Regions from separate parts of the Homo sapiens genome. Here region 1 is linked to region 2. A link is an interaction called in ENCODE POLR2A ChIA-PET data of the cell type or tissue named here. Cell type or tissue: B cell. All regions are shown on one strand. Each heading gives the region's core, and the rest is flanking DNA. Links, peaks and the distances in the headings are about the cores only. Region 1 overlaps SLAMF8 (SLAM family member 8). Region 2 has its middle 3.4 kb from the start of KCNJ9.

Region 1 (5,375 bases), core at 65-5,064, 240 kb before region 2:
GCCCTCACTATGGTGGGTGTGTCCCAGAAGGCAGGGTCTGGGTCCAGCCTCTAAGCATGGGGACAGGCAATGCTGATTCCTGTTCATTCTCTCCAGCAGAGAGAAGGGCAAGAGGGAACAGCTGAGCCTGCACTCCACCTGAAGGCCCCATCTGCTGTGGGAGGGTATTGCCCTGGCCCCTGGCCCCTGGCCCCTGCCCCAAGAGTCCCCAGGATTTGTGATAAGAAAGTGGAAGCCAGGAAAACAGCAGGGAAAAAATACCTTTATTGAGATATAATTCACATAGCATACAATTCACCTATTTAAAGTATACAATTCGATGCCTTTTAGTGTATTCGCAGAGTTGGGCATCCACCTTCACAACCAATTTTAAAACATTTCTATTACCTCCCCCAAAACCCCATAACCCCTTAGCCATCACCTCCCAAATCCCCCATTCCTCCCACAGCACTAGTCTGCTTTCTGCCTCTATGCTTTTGTCTTTCCTGGACATTTCATATAAATAGAACTATACACTATGTGGCCCTTTGGCCAGGCTTTTTTCACTTAGTGTCATGTCCTCAAGGCTCATAAAATAGCATCTTTGGCCACTGAGAAGGGACCCAACAACCTGGGATAGTAGAAAGCTCCATGCAGGGAGTCCAGAAGCTGGTTCTGGCTCTGCCTCATGGCTTCTGTCCAGTGATTTAACTGGGTCCACCACAGTCCTAACTTTCCATACCTTCTACAATTAAATGTATGGCATAGTTGCAGGCCAAGGTTAGATACTAGGAAGAATTTCCTATTCTTGAAGAGCCTCCCTTTCCAGGGTGTTGGAAGACCAGGAGAAATGTTCCTTTACCTAAGGTGACCTTGGGCTAACACACTGAGGATTCAGAGGCCTGCAGGCAGGCCAAGGATTCCAAGACTCCAAACACTGGAGGGGTAACTTTCTTTCTGATGTCCTTACCAGGGAAAAAGAAAAAGGATGTCCATGCTGACAGAGTGGGTCCAGAGACAGAGAACCCCCTTGTGCAGGATCTGCCATAAAGGACAATATGAACTGATGCCTGGACTATCAGTAACCCCACTGCACAGGCACACGATGCTCTGGGACATAACTGGTGCCTGGAAATCACCATGGTCCTCATATCTCCCATGGGAATCCTGTCCTGCCTCGAAGGAGCAGCCTGGGCAGCCATCACACCACGAGGACAGGAAGCACCAGCACGTTTCACACCTCCCCCTTCCCTCTCCCATCTTCTCATATCCTGGCTCTTCTCTGGGCAAGATGAGCCAAGCAGAACATTCCATCCAGGACACTGGAAGTTCTCCAGGATCCAGATCCATGGGGACATTAATAGTCCAAGGCATTCCCTCCCCCACCACTATTCATAAAGTATTAACCAACTGGCACCAAGGAATTGCCTCCAGCCTGAGTCCTAGGCTCTAAAAGATATTACATATTTGAACTAATAGAGGAACTCTGAGTCACCCATGCCAGCATCAGCTTCAGCCCCAGACCCTGCAGTTTGAGATCTGATGCTTCCTGAGGGCCAAGGCATTGCTGTAAGAAAAGGTCTAGAAATAGGTGAAAGTGAGAGGTGGGGGACAGGGGTTTCTCTTTCTGGCCTAAGGACTTTCAGGTAATCAGAGTTCATGGGCCCTCAAAGGTAAATTGCAGTTGTAGACACCGAGGATGGTTGACAACCCATGGTTGAGATGGGCACCGTTTTGCAGGAAACACCATATTAATAGACATCCTCACCATCTCCATCCGCTCTCACGCCTCCTGCAGGATCTGGGAGTGAGGGTGGAGAGTCTTTCCTCACGCTCCAGCACAGTGGCCAGGAAAAGAAATACTGAATTTGCCCCAGCCAACAGGACGTTCTTGCACAACTTCAAGAAAAGCAGCTCAGCTCAGGATGAGTCTTCCTGCCTGAAACTGAGAGAGTGAAGAACCATAAAACGCTATGCAGAAGGAACATTATGGAGAGAAAGGGTACTGAGGCACTCTAGAATCTGCCACATTCATTTTCAAATGCAAATGCAGAAGACTTACCTTAGTTCAAGGGGAGGGGACAAAGACCCCACAGCCCAACAGCAGGACTGTAGAGGTCACTCTGACTCCATCAAACTTTTTATTGTGGCCATCTTAGGAAAATACATTCTGCCCCTGAATGATTCTGTCTAGAAAAGCTCTGGAGTATTGATCACTACTGGAAAAACACTTAAGGAGCTAAACTTACCTTCGGGGATTATTAGCTGATAAGGTTCACAGTTTCTCTCACCCAGGTGTAACTGGATTTTTTCTGGGGCCTCAATCCAGTCTTGATAACAGCGAGGAAAGAGGTATTGAAGAAACAGGGGTGGGTTTGAAGTACTATTTTCCCAGGGTGGCTTCAATCTCCCCACCTAGGATGTCAGCCCTGTCCAAGGACCTTCCCTCTTCTCCCCAGTTCCTGGGCAATCACTTCACCTTGGACAAAGGATCAGCACAGCTGGCCTCCAGATCCACATCACCACTCTTCCACTCGATTGTTCCCAGATCCTCCCTGCCTGGCCTGCTCAGAGGTTCCCTGTTGGTAACCTGGCTTTATCAAATTCTCATCCCTTTCCCACACCCACTTCTCTCCTATCACCTTCCCCCAAGATTACCTGAACAGGGTCCATGGCCACTCAACCTGTCAGCTTGCACCATCCCCACCTGCCACCTACAGTCAGGCCACATGCCTGGTCACTGAATCATGCAAAACTGGCCTCAGTCCCTAAAAATGATGTGGAAAGGAAAGCCCAGGATCTGACAATGAGCCCTGGTGGATTTGTGGGGAAAAAATACACAGCACTCCCCACCTTTCTTTCGTTCATCTCCAGGGCCCCACCTCAGATCAAAGCAGCTCTGGATGAGATGGGACCTGCAGCTCTCCCTCCACAAGGTGACTCTTAGCAACCTCATTTCGACAGTGGTTTGTAGCGTGGTGCACCAGGGCCTTGTTGAACAGATCCACACTGCTCTAATAAAGTTCCCATCCTTAATGACTCACTTGTCAACTAGTGGACTAATTAACCCTCCACCAAAAAAACACAAAGTGCTTCTGTGAGACCAATTTTGTGCTAATGAGCATTGAGACTGATGCTTTGTAAGTCACACCACAACAAATATTGATTGAGGGCGCTGCATGTGCTGGGTACATTTCTTGGCACTTGGGAATCAGTAGTCAAGCGAAACCCTTGCCTTTGAGAGTTTATGGTCTGGATAATATAAATAAACAAGTAAGCATATGTCAGATGTTGTTAGTTTCTGTTAAAGACAAGGCAGAGTAAAGGGCTAGAGAACAATCTGTTGGGGAGACAGGGTCTGTCTTAGATAAAGCAATCAGATGACACCCTCAATGGGGTGACATTTGAACAGAGGCCCAGTGAAGTGGAGGAGTGAGCATGCAGTGACAGAGTGTTCCAGACAAAGAGACCAGAAAATGCAACGGCCCTAAAATGGCAGCATGGTTGGTGTTTGCAAAGAAGAGAGTGGAGGCCAGAGGGGCTGGATCCAAACAAGGGAGAGAGAGGGGAAGGACAAGAGTACAGAGAGATGGCCTGGGGCCACATCATATGGGACTTCGTCGGAATGCCCCTTTGTTGGAGTTACAATGACAGAAAGAACCCCTCGAGAGTCCAGATATCAGACTCCTCCCAGAACACCCTCTACCTCATTGCTCCAGGATGCTTGTGGTCAGGTGAGAGCCCTCTCCAGATCTTCTTTTGCTTTTCCTCGTTTTCACTTTATTTTCCTTGAGCAATAGTTTTTGCATCTGTTCTCCTGTACAAAAGACAAATACAAGAGCTGCTAGGGCAAAGGGCTCATGAAACATGATATCAGAGAGAATAGGAAAGGGGAATAGCATAAGAAAAGGGTTAGAGAGGACATTTTTCTCATCAATGGAGACATGAACATTCAGTGCCTCATTTTTAAAAAAACTGCTGCATGAGCTGAGATTGTGCCACTGCACTTCAGCCCGGGCAACAGAGTGAGACTCCGTCTCAATTAAAAAAAAAAAAAAAAACTGCTGCAAACATTAATGACACCTGTAGCAAATCTTTCTTCCATGTGTATTAAGAACTAGCACCTGTTCAGTTAATCACTCTTGGTTACTTACTGATCTTCAGAGGAAGCATCATCTCCTTCCAGATTTGGCTTCATGGCTACCTGCATCTGTTCTGCATGCAGCCTGAAGGAAGGGCCTCTAAAATGACAAAAAATAACTATCCCTAGATCTAGGAAAGTTATGGTGGCTGCCTCCCCTTGGGCTGTGCCTTAGTCAACATTATGTGCCAGGAGGGGCAGGCTGAGCACACGGGTAAGTAGTGGGGAGACTCCCACAGCATGACTAGTCCAGGTCCAGGTCTCGAAGCCACACTTTCAGGAAGACACTGAAAAACTGGAGTGTCTGGAAGAGAATGACCAGAATGGTGAAAAGTCTAAAAACCTTACCATATGAGAAATGATTACAGAAACTGGTTATGTTGGGCCTAGAACAAAACACTCGCAGGAGCATAGGTTCTCAAATATTTGAAGGGTTATCACATAAGCCCAGACCATGTAACTGGGGCCAATGGAGCATATCACTAAAAGGCAGATATTGACTCATATGAATAATAGGATCTTAAAGCTGGAAGGAAATCTGTGGTTACTCAGTTCAAGTTTTTTTATTTCTCATGTGGAAACTGAAATCCAAAGAGAATGTTACTCCTCTGAAATTACATAATTAGTGGCACAGTCAGAATTACCTTTAGATTATCTAAATCAGTCCAGTCCCTTCTACTGCACCACACTACCAAGGAAGAATGTTCTGACAAATGGAAAAATCCAAATATGAAGTAAACTGTTTCAATGAATCTGCTTAAGCAGAAACCATCTCAGAGCAATACTTTAGAAGATTTAAAAATAACAGGAAAACACTTATATCAGTCAGGGTTCTTTGGAGGCAAGCAACAGAAACCAACTCTGGTTTTAACTAAAGTAAAAGAGGAAATGTATTAGAAAGATGTGAGTAACTCAGAGAACCAAGGAAAATGTTGACCGAGCCTCAGAAAAGACAAAGCCAGGTAGCCTTGAGGATGCAGGCCTCGGGGCCTCCGAAAATAGTTCTGTTCTGTTTTCTCTTCCCCAGTTGCTCACTGAAGATTCAACTCCCCACCAACAGAGCCTGATTGGCCTATTTGAGGCCAAGGGCCCTCCTCTTTGATGGGGTGGGGAGGAGCTGTAGAACTTCTTGTCAGAAGCATTAACTGGGTTAACAAAATAAAGTACAAAACAAAGTTTGAACAGGTATCTGTAGAACAGGAAATGCACCCATCCATTCATTCAGTAAGCACTTACTATGCACCTACTATGTGTC
Region 2 (5,375 bases), core at 292-5,291:
CTTTATAAGTCCTTGAACAGCAGGGGTGGGAGCTTGTGGAAAAGTACACAGGTAGCTTCAACAGCACTGTAATGTTCTGAATTTAAAAGAGTGATTTAAATTGAGTTTTTGTTCTTAAATTATGCTTTATAACATATAGACATATGTCCACCATCTATATTCTTTTGTACATATCAAATGTCAGGTTTTCATTTTTAAATTTGTTTGCAAAAGAGAAGTCCTAGGACAGTCTCTAGGAGCCCAGTAGGGAATCAGTAATAAGGGGCATAGGACACTAATATTTGTGAGTGTTTACTACATCAGATAGATCAGAAGATGGGGAAACTGAAGTTCTGAGGAGTTAAGTGGTTTGCCTATGGTAACATAGCTGGAAAGTGTTTTGAGATTTGAATCCACATATATTTGACCCCAAAGCTTGTCTCAGAATAATGCCAGAGGGAATTTGCACGTTTTAAACACAATCTTGCCAACCAGAGGCTATGACCCCTGAGTACATGTTGGTATGAAAAATTCCCCAGAATTACAACATCCAATGTCCACCATGAAACATGACAGAGGAAACTTCTCTTTTTGAGGACCCCTCTCTCTTCTTTCAGTTTCCCAACTTGCGTCTTCCTTATTCTCCTCCATTTCTCCTTTCAGACTCACTGCTTCCAGCTTTGGCCTCATCTCTACTTTTACTTCATTTATAATGGGGCAGAGGCTACCTCAGAGCAGAGGAGGAGGAGAGTTGGGGTGTGTCACCTGTTTTAGAAAGAATCCACAAGTGGGCAGCAGTCTGAGGGGCTTGCGCTGGGCAAAGCAGATGTGGACAGAGGGAATCAGGAAAGCTTTGGGTTGGGAGGCATGATAGAGACTCAGAATAGTTAGTATTTAACAAGTCAGGGGAAGTGGCTAGAAAGAACAGAGACACTGGCATGGCTCACCACAGGATTCAGGATTCCAAGTGGCGTTTTGGTGCTCACATCCCACAGTGCTGAACAAATTCCATTAGTAGTGGAGCATCTCATAGCTGAATGACTCAGGCCGCAGAGGAGAAATCCAAGAGAAGGACTGAGCTACATTCCCCTAGTCACTAACGAATCATTATGTAAGTAGATCACCCCCTTTAAATAAATGCAATATACACAAACCCACATTTATAAGACATAATTTAGGGAATAGTTAGTTACCTACTAAAGAATTCTTTCCTTTAAAAAAGAAAAACATGGCCAGGCACGGTGGCTCATGCCTGTAATCCCAGCACTTTGGGAAGCCAAGGTGGGTGGATCACCTAAGGTCAGGAGTTCAAGACCAGCCTGGCCAACATGGTGAAACCCCATCTCTACTGAAAATACAAAAAAAAAAAAAAAATTAGCCAGGCATAGTGGTGTGTGCCTGTAATCTCAGCTACTCAGGAGGGCGAGGCAAGAGAATCACTTGAATCCGGGCGGTGGGGGTTGCAGTGAGCGGAGATCGCGCCACTGCACTCCAGCCTGGGCAACAGAGCGGAACTCTGTCTCAAAAAGGAATAAAAAAAAAGGAAAAAAGAAAAAAACAAATTTCTCTAACTAGGGACTTCTAGTACCTTTCCAGTTGGGTCCAATTGATAGAAATTCCATTAACATCCAATGCACTGTGATAGGAGGGAGGCAACTGGGAATAAAGAAACACGAGGAATCTCGAGTCGGGTGGCCTGAGTCTTAGTCCTGACTATGTTCTTGGGACCTATTCCTACCTGTAAAGTAAGGGCTAATCCTGTACCACCTCTAACCGTCATATAACTTTTAAATCTTAGCCTATCTCTACCCAGTCCTATAAAGCAAGATAGAACTCTGTGTGAAGGCTTCTGATCCTCCTGCTCTGCTGAAAGTAGCCAGAAAGGCAGCAAGCTCCTCAGCCTCAGGAACCCAGCCTGAGGCAAGGGGCTGGCTGAAATTGCCTCCGTCTGGCCTGGAGCTGTGCTCTGCTTCTCCCCATTTCACTCTAATCTTCAGCTTCAGTCATTTGCCACATCTACTCCTTCAACCATATCTTTCCTCTGCTCTGAGTTTTCTAGAGCCCCATCCCCCTTGAATTTATACAAATTTTTGCAATCAACCAGATTGGCCTCCCTGCTCCACTAAACTCATATCCTCAACTGTCTGCTGTCTTCCCCATCATGCTTCCTCTTCCACTTGCCAGATTTTGCACAAGATGTCTCATGATCTTGTCCAGGGAAGCCTCCCCAGTTTGGCTGATCTCAGGGCTGCCACAAAGGCACCTGCTGATGGGGCAAGTTGAGGACTGAACTGCATTCAGCTTGCCAATTCCTGCACCCAGCTCAGAGCTGTGTCTGCTGGAGGAAGGGAACCTTTTATTTTCTCCCAAAAGTATCACCTGTTCCCTGTTCTCCAAGTGACAGGCCACAGTAGGCTCTTTTTAAGCTCTTTTCCTATTTTGCACCACGGTTCCTTTTTTTTTTTTTTTTTTTTTTTTTTTTTTGAGACAAGGTCTCACTCTGTTGTCCAGGCTGGAGTGCAGTGGCGCAATCACGGCTCACTGCAGCCTTGAGCTCCCAGGCTCAGGTGATCCTCCCACCTCAACCTCCAAGGTGGCTGGGACCACATGCACATACCACTACACCCATCTAATTTTGTATTTTTTGTAGAGACAGGGTTTCGCCATGTTGCCCAGGCTGGTCTCCATCTCCTGGGTTCAAGCGATCCGTGTACCTCAGCCTCCCAAAGTGCTGGGATTATAGGTTCGAGCCACCGTGCCAAGCCAAAAGCTAGAATCTTGTCTATGCTTTTGTGTCCTGGTGCCTGGGAAAACTTTTTTTCTCCTGCCTCAGTTCAGCTCAGTGATAAATAAGGAACTGAGGTTAGATAACAGGTAAAGTCTAGGACCTGCAGGATGAGTGAATCAGGTGAGGGAGTGGTAGTCTTCTTCCTTGTCAGCCAGGCTAGGTTCAGGGGCACCTGGACTGAGGCGAGGGGCTGGCTGAAATTGCCTTGTGGAGGGCCCTGCCAGTGATGCCCCCTCCAGCAAATAGGGCCAGCTCTATGCAAATGTGTTCTTGCCCAGGAGTTTGGTTTCTTCTCTCTGAGCTCCTGGCACAGTGGAACCAATGTGAGCAGCTGCTTGGCAGGACAGAGAAGGGCAGGCTAGCAGTCCCAAAGCTCGGGTGACAGGACCAGGCCCAGGAGACGGGGATGTTGACTGGGGCTTTAACAGCACTCTTGATGCCAATCTCGGGCTGAAAACTCGATATTTCCACTTGGAACAACAAGAATCACCAGCAAGAGAGCTGAGGAGAGGGCAGTATACCGGGGGCGCCCCCTGCAGGCCTCACAGGGTGGTGCCAGAACAGAGGAAGGTGGCACAGGCAGGGTGGGGCTTTCAGGACATCCCTGAGATGATGGTGATGACAGTGACAATGATGATGACCATGAAGAAGACAATGAGGAGGAGGAAGAGGAAGACAGTAGCTAGCATTTACTGAGTACTAACAATGTGTCAGGCATTGCCTTATGTAGTCTTCATGACAACCCTCTAAGAGATGAATAATATGGTTTTCTTTTTTTTAGATGAAGAATCTGAGGTTTAACGGGTTAAATAATTGCTCAGGTTCACCCAGCTAGTAGTGGACAGAGGTGGGATTTGAACCCAAGTCATTGCCTCCTGAGCTTATATTATCCAGTACCGAATTTCCCACCTTGCCAGGTCATTCCAGGAGCTTCTAGCCCTCCGTGTCCATCTCTATGTCTTCCTGCTCCTCTAGCTCATATTTTCTTGATCCAAATTTAAAGGATCTGGATAAGAATAGATCCATATCTGGGATATAATAATACTGATAACAACAGCAACAACACTTTGCGTTTGTAAACCACTTTCTTCTCTTCATTATTTCCCTGGGGAAAAATAAACAATAAGATATTTCTGTTTCTCCAAATTTTGTTCTGATTTTTATCAGTGTTCCTGAAGCTATTTCAATATAGTCATGATCAATTTCTAAGAATATTTTTAGGTTCTGCTTTTTTATGTAACAGTGTGTTATATACACATTCACATATTTAAACACAGCAATTATTATGGCTTTACAGTAACCCATGATATTAATATTCCACAGATATTACATTACTGAGGCACACTAGGCTAAGGCTGACAACACCAAATGCTGGCAGGAATGTGGAGCAACAGGAACAGGAATTCGTGGCTGATGGGAATGCAAAATGGTACAGCTACTTTGGAAGAAAGTGTGGCAGTTTCCTAAAAAACTAAACATACTCTTACCATACGATCCAGGAATCATGCTCCTTGGTATCTACCCAAAGGAGATGAAAACTTACGTCCACATGAAAATCTGCCGATGGATGTTTATAGCAGCTGTATTCATCATGGCCAAATCTTGAAAGCAACCGAGATGTCCTTCAGTAGGTAAATAGATAAATAAACCATGGCCATCCTGAAATGGAATATTATTCAGTGCCAAAAAGAAATGAACTACAAAGCCATGAAAAGACATGGAGGAACCTTAAATTTACATTACTAAGTGAAAGAAGCCAATTTGAAATGGCTACATATTGTACAATTCCAACGACATGACATTCTGGAAAAGGAAAATTATGGAAACAGGAAAAAGAGCAGTTGTTGCCAGGGGTTAGGGAAGGGGGATTGACTAGGCAGAGCATAGAGGACTTTTACAGCAATGAGACTATAATGGTGGATACACATCATTATATATTTGTCCAAACCCACAGAGTGTACAACACCAAAAGTGAACCCTAATGTCAGCTATGGACTTTGGGCGATTATGATGTCAATGTAGCTTCATCACTTGTAACAAATGTGCCATTCTGGTGGATGTGTGGGGACAGGGGGCATACGGAAAATCTCTATAACTTTCCTCTCAGTTTTGCTCTGAATCTAAAACTACCCTTTAAGAAGTCTTCTTTTAAAACAATTTACAAAGCATGAGGTGATACAGATGTGGGAGTTTGGCTCCTGTCTCTGCCCAACTCTGTGACATTCGATAAATTACTTAACATGTCTCTGTTTCAGTTTCCTCATCTATAACTGGGAAAAATAACACCTGTCTTATAGAGTTGCCATGGGGATGACATGAGGCATGTGTCTCGTTCATATCCCATGCTCAGTGAATTAGTAGCAGCAGCCACTGTGTGTTTGTGTGTCTTTATCCCTCCTGGGTTAATGAGCTCCTTGTGGGCAGGGACTCACCCATTCTGTAACCACCCCATCTAACACACTGCCTGGCACTTGGGCTCCGCAGAAGTTTGCCGAGTGAATACTTAGTAAGCCCTAACCTAGGCTTTTCTCTCTGGTGGACATTTGGGTTGTTTCTAGGGTTTTTGCTATGAATAAAACACATTTCAAAGCCCTTTGTGGTTTTTTTG

The links. ChIA-PET counts read pairs that join two places held together with the same protein. Peaks named below come from ENCODE experiments on the same cell type or tissue, not always from the same donor. Only the 100,000 strongest peaks of a DNase experiment are listed, where the experiment ranks them.
Region 1: POLR2A ChIA-PET joins it to region 2 with 7 read pairs; 2 of 35 experiments call an interaction of 5 or more read pairs at or near these places.

Annotation. Positions count from the first base shown.
Region 1 is chr1:159,834,232-159,839,606 of GRCh38, forward strand. It overlaps SLAMF8 (SLAM family member 8), which reads left to right. Exons shown (of 5, transcript NM_020125.3): 5 at 953-3,261. The coding sequence ends at 1,029. It overlaps SNHG28 (small nucleolar RNA host gene 28), which reads right to left. Exons shown (of 5, transcript NR_147125.1): 4 at 3,686-3,796; 5 at 247-1,924. Among named protein-coding and RNA genes, the nearest start is that of SLAMF8, 10 kb to the left of the region's middle. In B cell, for the core only: no CTCF peak of the experiment used is centred there; a DNase peak (open chromatin) is centred at 2,100.
Region 2 is chr1:160,075,494-160,080,868 of GRCh38, forward strand. No RefSeq gene overlaps it. Among named protein-coding and RNA genes, the nearest start is that of KCNJ9, 3.4 kb to the right of the region's middle. In B cell, for the core only: CTCF peaks have their summits at 3,288 (motif pointing left) and 3,503; a DNase peak (open chromatin) is centred at 3,318; H3K27me3 peaks cover 2,289 bases.